Regions from separate parts of the Mus musculus genome. Here region 2 is linked to region 1. A link is a loop called in an ENCODE intact Hi-C map of the cell type or tissue named here. Cell type or tissue: heart. All regions are shown on one strand.

What was found. Peaks named below come from ENCODE experiments on the same cell type or tissue, not always from the same donor. Only the 100,000 strongest peaks of a DNase experiment are listed, where the experiment ranks them.
Region 2: it touches region 1 in a loop (2.1-fold over the local background); 5 of 42 quality-filtered maps call a loop at or near these places.

The regions. Positions count from the first base shown.
Region 1 is chr1:90,203,915-90,206,414 of GRCm38, forward strand. It overlaps Ackr3 (atypical chemokine receptor 3), which reads left to right and starts at 66. Exons shown (of 2, transcript NM_007722.4): 1 at 66-173. In heart, CTCF peaks have their summits at 58 (motif pointing left) and 1,552 (motif pointing right); DNase peaks (open chromatin) are centred at 47, 587 and 1,577; H3K4me3 peaks cover 2,500 bases; H3K27ac peaks cover 2,500 bases.
Region 2 is chr1:90,281,458-90,283,957 of GRCm38, forward strand. It overlaps 2700003A03Rik (a long non-coding RNA gene), which reads left to right. Exons shown (of 4, transcript XR_003947931.1): 3 at 1,604-2,398. Among named protein-coding and RNA genes, the nearest start is that of 2700003A03Rik, 9.8 kb to the left of the region's middle. In heart, no CTCF peak of the experiment used is centred here; no DNase peak of the experiment used is centred here; H3K27ac peaks cover 525 bases.

The sequences.
Region 1 (2,500 bases):
CGGGAGGAGAGCCGAGGGTTGCAAAACTGCCACCTAGAGGCACTTTCCCGCAGTGTATATAAAAGGCAAGTCCGGAGCCCTGAGAGATCTCAGTTGCTACAAACTGCTCAGCACTGAAGGAGCCTGCAGCGCTCACCGTCAGGAAGGCAAACCACAGCCCAGGAAGCCCTGAGGTAAGTAAGAAAGCCTTGCTTCTGCGACAGCTTTGCCGAGCAACTACGGCAAGGGGCAGGACTCCTGTTCTTACGAGAACTGGGCTTTTTCTGAGAACTCTTGGATCCCTGAGCTGGGGGCTTTAGAGCCTGCAGGTCCGGATTGGAAAGCTCAAAGCACGCTGCATGCCTGCATTGCAAGCTACTGCTCCTGATTTGGGGGATCTGAGTTCAGTCATTTGTGGAGGGAAACCTCTGTGTATGTTTGTTTGCTACTGGACTCTGATTTGTTTCTGTGAGTACTTAAGTTCCAGGAAGCAGGGAAACTTTGCAGAGAATGTGGGATGCCCCATTGAGGTTGCCCAAAGCCAGCTTAGGGGTGAGCTTGGCATCACTGTTTGCCCACTCCTACTTCTGGTTATCAGATTGGCTGTAAAAACCACAAGCGCACTTCCAGAAAGGCATGTGATATGCCCAGAGGCATCCTTCAGCGGACCAGACAACTGGGCTGAGCATTCTGAGTCTAGGATGAGTTTAAACTCCGTGCTCTGGGGGGTGGGGATGGATTAATTCACAGCTCCTGAATTCTGGAAGTTGTAAATTGAATGTTAGCTCCTCTTCATCTTATCTCTTCATGGCACCCCTGCTAATCTAATTTTGAGTATTTATTGTTCTCCTAGAAAGTGTTGTCCAACTTCAATTGGGACAAAAAAAAAAAAAAGCAGACACTAAGAAATCTAGTATTTGAATTTAAATCTACTCTCCAAGTGAACTGTGAGTGTTGCTGACTTTTGTTAGGGTGCATAAAGGTTCACTGGGTGGCTGGGAGTGAGGGAGACTCTGAGGTCAGGGGATCCTGGTCAGCCAAGACTCCTGGCTGCTAGCTACTAGGAAAATGAGGCACTGTGAAAGGCAGACTGGCTGTCTCTTCCCCTTTCTCTCTCTGTCTCTCCATTCATTTGCTCACAAACAGATTAATTAATTGTTTCGATGTGAGGTAGGATCAAGCATCTTTTTAAAGGTGTCTTGGGTTAGTGGCATCCCTGAGACCCCAGTCTGTGCTGTGGCCAGTATGGAAACTTTGTTTTTCTTTGAAGGAGCAGATGCTGGCTTTGTGGTCTTTATTTAGTTCAGGAGAATGTGGAGCTCAATGGATAGGACCAGAAAGGAGGGATGGGGGTGGTTCTGTTTTTTTGTGCCTGGCTCGTTGCAGATTGTAAATGGATAAAGCCCCCAAGTCCCCGTCTTTCTCCCATCTGAATAGAAGCCTGCCCCAAATGAAATGAAAACCCTGTTTCGATCGGGAGCTGTGCACAGGCTCCAGCTTGGAAACATTTTGCTCTAATTTCCCCCAGTCTGAGCGGTGAACACTTTGTGCTGCTCTCTGCTGAGCTCAGCTGCTGCCTCCAGGAGGCAGCAGGGGCTGGAAGGATCTGTCTGGGAGCAGAGGTGTAAAAGCTGGGGAAGTCCGACTGCTTGCTAGCTGCCTGTTGGGTTCCTCCAGTTTGTTTTTAAAGGGGCATGCACAGTGCAATCACACACATATATTTTAAAGTTCCAGAAAGCTACACGGCTGCATGCTTGTGCTTAACTGAGTCAGGGCTTTGGAGGGGAGTTTATCCAGTATTATTAGCAAACCCTTAGGGAGCTAAGAAAGTATTATGATTTCTAATCAGACCCAGAGCTGGCCAAGGGTAGGCTTTCTAAATGGGATAAAAAAAATGGAAGAAGAAGAAGAAAGAAAGACCATGAAACACCCTGGTTAGTCAGAACAGTGGCTTTTTGTGTGAGGATTTGAGGCAGAGTGCTCTAATTTTCAAATCTACACAGGGAAGTTGGTTGCAGTTACTCAGAGCTGAGTCTGAAGGGCCACTCCTTTATAAACTTTTAGAGTCACGGAGGAGGGGGAAAGGGCCCCAACAACTTTAGAACTTTTACTTTTCTGAGATCTTGTAGCAAACAGAATGGAATTTGGGCCCCCAAAGGCATTTGTACTTTTCAGCTAAGCAACCAGGGATTCTTAAGGACAATCAGGTATTAAAATGTTTCTTGTCGCCTGTTAGGCTGGGTGCATGCCTGTGATTCCAGAACTCCAGAGGCTGAGGCAGGAAGATTGCTATGAGTTTGAGACCAGCTTGGGTTATGTTGCCTACACATTATGTCTCAGAATAAAATAAACAATAAACAAACATAAAGTCTGGTAATTGAAATCTATGTGCTTAGATAAAATTGATAGACAAGTAGTAATGACTGTTTTCAAACTCCCCAGGCACTGGGGCACCTCTCTGCTGTTACAATGGAAGCAAACAGCCTAAAGAAAGAAGCAAGTGGGACCAGGTGTCGGGCAA
Region 2 (2,500 bases), 78 kb after region 1:
ATCTGATTCCTGGCCCAGACCATTACACTTCCCCAGAGTGGATATCACAGCAGAGGATGAGTTGGTATTACAGCCAACATCATGCACACTGGTGTATGGCAACTGTGGGACCAGGAAGGACATAGGAACAGTATTTGGTTATTTGCTTTCTAGACTCTACACAGCAAAGAGTAACCTATGAGGCTATGGGAGAACAGCAACAAAAACAACAGACTTGTAATAAACCAAACAGAGAGAAATGCAGTGCTGCAGAATCTAACCTGCAGTTAGGGAAAGTAAATGCCAGGCTGCAGAGAGGCTTCAGCCACTGAGAGTGGGAGCTGCTCTTGCAGAGGACCAGAGTTCAGTTCCAAGTCAAGTAGTTCATGATTGCCTGTGTCTTCAGCGCTAGGGACACCGACGCCCTCTTCTGGACTCAGAGGGCACATGCACTCACATGTGCACACACACCCATGGTCAAAGGTATACAAAAAGAATAAATAGAGGGAAAGGTAAGACTCAGTCCAGGAGACCTAGTCAAATGACACTCCGGTCATTCAGGACAGAGTAAAAACTACTGGGAAGATGAGTTACAGTTATGAGAGATAGTGGTGTCTTCTTCTATCCCATGGAAGGATGCCTCCCAGGTGGCGGGATGGAGTTGTGGTCTGCCCCGGCTTTAAAGTCCAAAACGAACAGCAGCTGCCAAACTCTCTGGGCTGACATTAATGCAAAAGGACATGCCAGAACTAAATAGTGGTGAGGATAATTCCTTGGCTTTTAAGAGATAAAAAAAAATAGTAAGGAGAATTCTGAATAATTAAATTATAGACAAGAGTCCGCTTACAGTCTACAAAGGAGAGGTCTTCTAACTTTCCCCGGGACATTTACAAAACCTGACTATATATTGAACTACTTAGAAATTTCAATAAATTCCTAAGACCAGAACATGCCATCTGAATTCTCTGACCACAGTACAATAAAACTAGAGTCCAATAATGGACGTATAAACAGGAAAGTGCGGCCACTGGAAAATTAAAACAAAGCAACACAAAACAAAACATTCCCGAGTAGATACAGGGTCAGAGATGCAATCGGGATCACAGTAATAAACAATCTGCGTGGATTTATGCAAGAGCTTGGTCCTGGTGATGATGGGTGTCGATTACAAGGGCCGGAGCAGGAAATGTAGGGGCTGTCTAAAACATCCAAGAAGGGGGGCTGAGTGGGAAGGATTCCACATGGCCATTCAAACATCTTTATGGGTGGGAAGAAGCTCATGACATTTCCAGTCAAAAAGCCAGATAAGCGAATTCATCTACTCAAACTGTGGCCACTGTCCACCTGGGAGTAGTAAAGAAACGTTCGCGTCTATTTACGTGTGGCTATGCATCTTTCTTTTGCTCTGGGATGTTTTGTACATTGTCTCGATGAGGATTAATTACGCACCCAAACAAACAAACATAGAAAGGGGCGGGTGTGGACAAGAGTAGGGATCTGACATATAGCAGTTGATTTCCCATGGGCAAAGGAAATGGGCTCTGAAGTCACTGTGTGGGGCTTTGACCAAATGGAATAGTTTATAAAAGCTATAGTAGCAACCGTGTTTATTTTCTCTGCGCAGGCCCTTGTTGACAGCTTTCACTGTTCAGACGGTGATCACAGGCGGATTGCTTGTGGGCCTCCGTTCCTGATTCCTGAGGTGAGCTGGCAATCTTCAGAAATACCGAGGCGTGTGTAAACAAGGTTATTGGTGACTGCAGGGTGAGACCGCCTACAACGCCCCCAAACACGCCTCAGTGCAGAATGTACTTGCAGAAATTTGGCTGGCAGTTCAGATCATTCAGACACCATCCTTGAAGCTTCATTACCAGGGTAGATGTGCATCAAAGACCCCGACTGAGGACACATCAGTGGACTCACCCAGTGGGAATTATCTCCTCCCCAAAGCTTCCAGTCCAGGGCTGGCTGCTCCGAGCTGGGCCAATCAATTTATCTCCTGATGCATGTCATTATCCTTTTGCATGTCTGTGCCAGAAAGTTTTGTAAATGTGAACCTGGCGAAGCGGAATCCTTTGCAAAGGAGAGTTGCAGGGAGCAACAAGGTCAATGTCAGGGAGGCAGAGGGTCGGTGACCACATGCTAAGAAGGGGTGGGGAGAGGTCCTCAGCTTTGCTGAATGCTCTGCCAGGGAGTAGCCCTTTGCCATTGAGACTCCCTGTTGAGACTTCTGGGATTCTGTTACAGGCAACTGAGTGATTTAACAACCAGGACAAATATACTGTGCTTGGAACGGAAAAAACCCCGACTTCTACATTTGGATTCTCAGAGCCGTGCTAACCAGATGTAAAATGCAGGGAGAGGCACCATGGTGATTGAGTTTTCATCTTTGAAACACAACAGCATGCCAATCTTCTATGTGAGTTGGAAACGGGTTTCTACAGAACAGGAAATAGGTACCACTGCGGGTTTACACAATTAAAAAAAAAAAAAAAAAAAAAAAAACATTTGCAGGACTTGG